Linked DNA regions of Homo sapiens: all the other regions are linked to region 1. Evidence: read pairs that join two places in POLR2A ChIA-PET (ENCODE). Cell type or tissue: B cell. All regions are shown on one strand. Region 1 overlaps KIF9 (kinesin family member 9). Region 2 overlaps SETD2 (SET domain containing 2, histone lysine methyltransferase). Region 3 overlaps SETD2 (SET domain containing 2, histone lysine methyltransferase).

Region 1 (2,500 bases):
ATTCCAGTTTAATATGGGAGCTTCAATTCAGACTCCTACTTTGTGGGGAACCTAAGATTCCATGTTCCAAGCTAGTTTTAGCGTTTGCTGGCTTACAGCCCACTGTTTCTGTTTCAGCCTACAGTTTTCACCTGCTTTCTAAGAGCCTAGTGATGCATTAAAAAGGTATAATTTGTGAACATCTGATTGATTGCAGTGGCAAAGAGAGGGCCCTTCTGAATACCTGGCCCCTAACTCCTCTGGAGATAGAACCCTCTTCTTTTCTTTCTGAACCTATTCCCTATCAGAAACTCCCAAGAATGCCCTTGAAACCTATATGCCTCCTTTCAAATATGCCTGCCAGACTGTTTTAAAATAGTTTTACACACTTTCTTTAGGATAAAAGAATGAAAGAGTTTGAATGGATGTTATTTCTCAGAGAATTGGGGCTACTCAGAAGGAATCCTTGTCCACAACCCATGATGTTTGCAGGAGGAATGATAGGGTGAATGTGAGTGGCCTGGTCTGAGTCCCTGCTATGTCTGTCCCTCCTAATAAGTTCCTGTTTTCTCTTCCCTCTGTGTCCAGCATAATTACTTGAAAACCATGATGGGCCTCCAGCAGGCACATAGAAAATAGAACCTCATCGCCAGTACCTTAAAGGACAAGACCAGCAACTCCCACCTACTGTAGTGGAGCTGCTCAACCACCTGCCCAGAGCTGCAGCCCCCTCTACTCCAATGCTGGGACCCAGCACAGAGAACACATTTGGCCTGCATGTTGGGAGGAGCATCCTCCAAGGACAACCTTGCTCATCTCCACAGAGCACTTTGGGTTTTAATTCACTGTCTTATATGCAGGGACAGGATAAAATAACTTTCTAGTTTGGACTTTCAGTGCTCATCTGAGAACTTTGTCTTATTTCCTGTCTGAAAGGACATATTCTCTATGTATGTGTGAGGTCAGAACTGAGTCTCAAGTAGGAAGGCAGAAAAGTAGCTCAGCCAGGCTCCTCCTGGCAGGCCTTTGTCACACTGGTCAGCCCCTTTCCTGGATAGACATCCTAGGGTGGGGGTGGTGAGCTCGGTCTGAGGAGCTCTGCTTCTCACAGCTCCCTCAGACCCTAAGTTCTCTCAAGACATCTTTTCTGTGTTTCTGAGCCAGTGAAGAAGACAGGAGGAGGCCCTCCTTCATTTGGCAACCAGGGGAGGATAAGGTCTAGCCACAGAGACCAGAAAGGGATGAGGCAGAGCTGGCTCCATGTACCAGGGAATAAATGAGCAGCTTCTGGGAGACATGTCCTCTGCATGTTTCCAGAACACCACGGCCTTCCCTACGCAGCATGCACGGCCACCAGGCACCAGGGTGCCTCCCCTCCCCGCTTTCTCTCTCCGTGTAGGCTGCACTGAGCAGAAGTGAAAGTGAACGATTTACCCTGAATAGGAACTGGGATCACTGTCAAGGCTGAGCAGGGAAGAGAGAAGATATCACTCTCTATCAAGTTACCAGGCTGCAGCTTGGGCCCTTGGTGGTGGCACCAAAGGGAAAGAGTTCATTACTTTGCTCAGAGAACAAACTCAGGCCCTCTGGGGCCTTCCAGGCTGACTGATACGCCCCTGGGTTGGTAAACCAAGTCTCCACTGAGCGAAAAGTTTCAGTGCTTCCTTGGAATTGTATCTCACCCCCTCTTCTGTTCTTATGGGTCAAGGCCTTGGCCTGACACTCTGTGGGTGCTCCCCCGTCTGACACCCTCATCAGGGCCTTGAGGTTTCTGTTATTCTTCCAACAGTGGGAGAGGAGGTTCTGCTCACCTGGCAGTCCTGTCATGGGAAGCTGTGAGAGAAAAATACATCACTTCTGATGGGTGATATCTAGCTCTGGGACCACTTTGTATGAGGAAAGATGGAAGGAACTAGGTCTGCTTACCTGAAGAGGAAGAGAAATGTGACAGAGGCCATGAGGGGCTGCCAGGTAGAAGGGAAAGCAAGAGGATGTGGATGTGGGCTGAATGAGTAGCAAACATTTTTCCCAAAGGTTTTGTTGTTATTGTTGTTGTTTTTGAGACAGGGTGTCACTCTGTCATCCAGGCTGGAGTGCAGTGGTGCCATCACAGCTCCTTGCAGCCTCAACCTCCTGGGCTCAATCCTCCCACCCCAGCCTCCTGAGTAGCTGGGACTACAGGTGCGCACCACCATGCCTGGCTAGTTTTTTAAATTTTTTCTGGAGATGGAGTCTCACTATGTTGTCCAGAATGGTCTTGAAACTTCTGGGCTCAAACGATCCTCCCACCTCAGCCTCCCAAAGTGCCAAGGGATTACAGGTGTGAGCCACCTCTCCTGGCTAAGATTGTTATCTCAAAATAAGAAGAGGCTTAAAATGAGAGCAGTCCTGGCATGAAGTCATTAGTGAGGGCCCTGCAGCAGTAGGCTGTCTGGCAAGGAGGTTGCACCTGGTTGAAGGTTGAACTGGATAGTATCTATCCAATCAAAAACCCTGTGATTCTGCTCTTCAGCCCATCAGC
Region 2 (2,500 bases), 69 kb after region 1:
AAATAATGTAGAGTGTTCAAAGGTAAGTGCTTTGGAAAGTGGAATAGAGTAAGGGGGATTCAGAATTGTTGAGGAAGAGGTTGCAATTTAAAGTGAGGTATACTGGGTGAGTATCCTTGAGAGAGTGATATTTAGGAAAGATTTAAAGGAGAAGTAGCCATGTTAATAACTGGGGTGAAGGCATTTCAATAAGAGGGAATAGTTTCAAGGTGTTGAGGCAGACCTGTGAGTTTTGCCCATTATGGCTAGAATGGAATGAGCAAGAAGGTGTAATAATAAACTGGGTTAGGGTGAGATGGGGTTTAGCTTTTTTTTTTTTTTGGAATGGAGTCTCACTCTGTCCCCCAGGCTGGAGTGCAGTGGTGTGATCTCGGCTCACTGCAACCTCTGCCCCCTGGCTTTAAGCGATTCTCCTGCTTCAGCCTCCTGAATAGCTGGGATTACAGGCGCCTGCCACTGTGCCTGGCTAATTTTTGTGTTTTTGGTAGAGATGGGGTTTCACCTTCTTGGCCACGCTGGTCTTGAACTCCTGACCTCATGATCCACCTGCCTTGGCCTCCCAAAGTGCTGGGATTACAGGTGTGAGCCACTGCTCTCGGCTGAGGTTTAGCTTTTTTACAGTCTTGTAAAGCCATTCTAAGAACTTTGCCAAGAGTTTTGAACAGAAGAGTGACATAGTCTGCTTTCAGTTTCAAAGGATCATTTGAATTGCAAAGGGAACAACAGTGGAAGCCTGGAGACTAGTAAGGAAGCTAGTAATCCAGAAAAGAGATGCTGCCAGTACCAAGATGGTAATATAAGAGTAGTGAGAAATGGATGGATACTGGATATGTTTTGAAGATGGAACTAATATGACATGTGAGAGAGGAACCAAGGATGATTCCAGGGTTTCTGGTCTCAGCGTTAGAAAGTTGCCATCAACAAAGACAGTGATGACTAAAAGGAGCAAATTTGAGGACTAGATTAGGAGGAGTTCAATTTTAGGCATAGTAAGTTTGAGATTGCCTGTTAGATATTGAGTTGATTTGATAACCAAGTCTGAAGTTCAGGGGAAAGGTCTGGAATGGAGATAAATTTTGTTTTCACCAGTTTAGGTATTATTCAAGCCATGAAGCTGGATGAGATTACCAGAGAATCCTTGGTAGAAAGAGAGAAGGGCCAAGGATTGGTCTTTTTATTTTTTTTTTAAGATGGAATCTTACATTTTCCCCAGGCTGGTCTTCAGCCTGGGCTCAAGCCATTCTCCCACCTCAGCCTCCTGAGTAGCTGGAACTATAGATGTGTACCACCACACTTGGCTTGATTGGTTTTTTAAATGCCTGTGTTAAGAGAACTGTTTTAGTGTGCAGTTTGAGGTTTTAACATGGATGACATCTGTGAACTTGGGAAAATTACCTCTTCGGTAACCTCTGACTAGAAGTTAGCATTTCTTTCAATTACTAATATAAATAACAAACTACAGTAGTATTAATTGTGATTTGTGTAGAAATCAGATATTTTAATAATAAAATATGCAGGTGACTCTTGATCAAACATGGGAGTTAGAAGTACCAATCTGCAACACAGTCAAAAATGTGCATATAACTTTTGTCTCCCTCAAAACTTAACTGCTACTAGGATACTGTTGACTTTACTGAGAACATAGTCTACTAACACATACTTTGTTGTATGTTATGTGTATTATATACTGTATTCTTACAAGAAAGTAAGCTAGAGAAAAGAAAATGTTATTAAGAAAATCATAAGGAAGTGAAAATATATTATTCATTAAGTGGAAGTGGATCATCATAAAGGTCTTCATCCTTGTAGTCTTCACACTGAGTAGGCTGAGGAGGAAGAAGAGGAGGGGGTTTTAGTCTTGCTGTCTTGAGTGACAGAGGTGGAGGAGGTAGAACTGGAGGCAGGCACAAGGTGTGTAACTTTTATTGAAAAAAATCTGTGTATAAGTGGACCTGGACAGTTCCAGCCCATGTTGTTCAAAGGCAAACTGTATTGTGGTTTTTATAGAATCTTGAAATATGTTTATCATTATATCAAAATCCACTAGATTGAGAAGCACATACTAAGCAATATGACACATTGGTTTTTTTCCCCTCAATATAATTGTCTTCCTTTGCAATCATATGTATTTTATCTTATGCATTAAAAAATATTAGACTGAGAAGGAATCCACAAGCTTCATTAGATTGCCAAAATGGTATAGGGCACAAAAAAAGTTAAATCCCTGGGCTCTGGAGACAGAACTCCTGGTTTAGAATCTCATCTCTTTTACTTAATTGCTTTGTGAACCTAGGCAAGTTTCTTAATTACTCCTTACCTATAAAGTGGGGATCATGGTAGTATCATCTGCAAAGGGTTTTATGAGAATTTAAGAATTAGGACAGTGTTAGTTTCTTTTTTTTTTCTTTTCTTTTTTTTTTTTGAGATGGAGTTTTGCTCTTGTTGCCCAGGCTGGGGTACAGTGGCGTGATCTGGGCTCACTACAACCTCTGCCCCCTGG
Region 3 (2,500 bases), 81 kb after region 1:
ATCCCCTGAGGTCAGGAGTTTGGGACCAGCCTGGGCAACATGGCAAAACCCTGTCTCTACTAAAAATACAAAAATTAGCCCGGCGTGGCAGTGGGTGCCTGTAATCCCAACTACTTGGGAGGCTGAGGCAGGAGAATTGTTTGAACCCAGGAGGCAGAGGTTGCAGTGAGCTGAGATCGCGCCACTGCAATCCAGCCTGGGTGACAGAACGAGACGCTTTATCAAAAACAACAACAACAACAACAACAACAACAACAACAAAACACAACCAAAAAAACAAGTTTCAGTTGGTTATGTTATAGTTGAAGCCTAGGTTTACTAAAATATATTTTTAGCCCACCAATGAGTATAATACTTTAATTTTGTAAGAGGGTTCTAAGCATACCTTTATGAACAAGAGTGCAGAAAGTATAGGAGCTGAAAGAAAATATCTTTTTTTTTTTTTTTTTTTTTTGAGACAGAGTCTTGCTCTGTCGCCCAGGCTGGCGTGCAGTGGTGTTTGCTCACTGCAAGCTCCGCCTCCCGGGTTCATGCCATTCTCCTGCTTCAGCCTCCCAAGTAGCTGGGACTACAGGCGCCCACCACCTTGCCCGGCTAATTTTTTTTGTATTTTTAGTAGAGACAGGGTTTCACTGTGTTAGCCAGGATGGTCTCGATCTCCTGACCGTAATCTGCCCGCCTTGGCCTCCCAAAGTGCTGGGATTACAGGAGTGAGCCACCGCGCCCGGCCTAGAAACTATCTTAAAAAATGACATGCTGGCTGGGCACAGTGGCTCACACCTGTAATCCCAGCACTTTGGGAGGCTGAGGCAGGTGGATCACCTGACATCAGGAGTTCCAGACCAGCCTGGTGAAACCCTGTCTCTACTAAAAATACAACAATTAGCTGGGCGTGGTGGTGCATGCCTGTAGTCCCAGCTAGTCGGGCGGCTGAGGCAGGAGAATCGTTCGAACCGAGGAGGCAGAGGTTGTAGTGAGCCAAGATCACGTCACTGCACTCCATCCTGGGCGACAGGGTGAGACTATGTCTCAAAAAAAAAAAAAAAAATGACATGCAGTGGCTAGGCTTGGTGGCTCACGCCTGTAATCCCAGCACTTTGGGAGGCTGAGGAGGGCAGATCACCTGAGGTCAGGAATTCGAGACCAGCCTGGCCAACATGGTGAAACCCTGTCTCTACTAAAAATACAAAAAAAATTAGCGGGTGTGGTGGCGAGTTCCTGTAATCCCAGCTACTTGGGAGGCTGAGGCAGGAGAATTGCTTGAACCTGGGAGGCAGAGGTTGCAGTGAGCTGAGATTGCACCACTGCACTTCAGCCTGGGCAACAGAGTGAGACCCTGTCTCAAACAAACAAAAACAAATATGTTACAGCTCTCATTTATTGAGTATAAACTCTCTGCCAGGCACTATATGAAGGAATTTTTTTTTTTTTTTGAAGACAGGGTCTCACTCTGTCACCTAGAGTGGACTAGTAATGCAAACCTGGCTCACTGCAGTTTTGACTTCCTGGACTCTCAAGTGATTCTCCTGTCTCAGCCTCCCAAGCAGCTGGGACCACAGGCAAACGCCAGTATACCTGGATAATTCTAAAATTTTTTTGTAGAGGCAAGATCTCTCCATGTTGCCCGGGCTGGTTTTGAACTCCTGGCTTCAAGCAGTCATCTCGCCTTGGCCTCTTAGAATGCTGGGATTACAGGCATGTGCCATCATGCCTGGCCTATATGAAGGAATTTTTTTTTTTTTTTTTAGACGGAGTCTCACTGTGTCGCCCAGGTTGGAGAGTAGTGGCATGACCTCGGCTTACTGCAACCTCTGCCTCTGGATTCAAGCGATTCTCCTGCCTCAGCCTCCCGAGTAGCTGGTATTAGAGGCGACTACCACTATGACTGGTTAATTTTTGTATTTTTAGTAGAGACGGGGTTTCGCTATGTTGGCCAGGCTGGTCTTGAACTCCTGACCTCAGGTGATCCGCCTGCCTCGGCCTCCCAAAGTGTGGGAATTACAGGCGTGAGCCACCACACCCGGCTATATGAAGGATTTTAAATAGACACTCGTTCTCTTTTTAAAGTAAATATAGTACTATTTCAGTTTTATAGCTAGCTTCTTTGGCCTCCATTTCTTTTAGTAACTTAGGTTAAAAAACTTTGGAGTCAGTATTCAAATTCAGGTTGACTGAATATAAGAGCTTTTGCTCCTAATATATTGTACTGTGGGTGGTACCTCTCCAGCTGACATTTTGAGAGTACAAGATGGGAGATAAGAGCAAGTGGGATATGCTTTCTGGACAGAGGCACTAGAAAGACCATAGCAGACAATTTAGGCTGTATAGCTTTTTTTTTTTTTTTTTTTTTTTTTTTGAGACAGGGTCTCGCTCTGTCACCCAGGCTGAAGTGCAGTGGCACCATCATAGCTCACTGTAGCCTTAGACTCCTGGGCTCAACTGATCCTCCTGCCTCAGCCTCTTGAGTATCTGGGACTATAGATGTAAGCCACTATACCCA

The links. ChIA-PET counts read pairs that join two places held together with the same protein. Peaks named below come from ENCODE experiments on the same cell type or tissue, not always from the same donor. Only the 100,000 strongest peaks of a DNase experiment are listed, where the experiment ranks them.
Region 2: POLR2A ChIA-PET joins it to region 1 with 6 read pairs; 8 of 35 experiments call an interaction of 5 or more read pairs at or near these places.
Region 3: POLR2A ChIA-PET joins it to region 1 with 6 read pairs; 6 of 35 experiments call an interaction of 5 or more read pairs at or near these places.

Annotation. Positions count from the first base shown.
Region 1 is chr3:47,226,770-47,229,269 of GRCh38, reverse strand. It overlaps KIF9 (kinesin family member 9), which reads left to right. Exons shown (of 21, transcript NM_182902.4): 21 at 568-1,272. The coding sequence ends at 618. All of the region lies in intron 2 of KIF9-AS1 (KIF9 antisense RNA 1), which reads right to left. Among named protein-coding and RNA genes, the nearest start is that of SNORD13J, 23 kb to the left of the region's middle. RefSeq lists an enhancer at 1,060-1,319. In B cell, no CTCF peak of the experiment used is centred here; a DNase peak (open chromatin) is centred at 1,369.
Region 2 is chr3:47,157,796-47,160,295 of GRCh38, reverse strand. All of the region lies in intron 1 of SETD2 (SET domain containing 2, histone lysine methyltransferase), which reads left to right. Among named protein-coding and RNA genes, the nearest start is that of SETD2, 5.1 kb to the left of the region's middle. In B cell, no CTCF peak of the experiment used is centred here; no DNase peak of the experiment used is centred here; H3K27ac peaks cover 1,663 bases.
Region 3 is chr3:47,145,872-47,148,371 of GRCh38, reverse strand. All of the region lies in intron 1 of SETD2 (SET domain containing 2, histone lysine methyltransferase), which reads left to right. Among named protein-coding and RNA genes, the nearest start is that of SETD2, 17 kb to the left of the region's middle. In B cell, no CTCF peak of the experiment used is centred here; no DNase peak of the experiment used is centred here.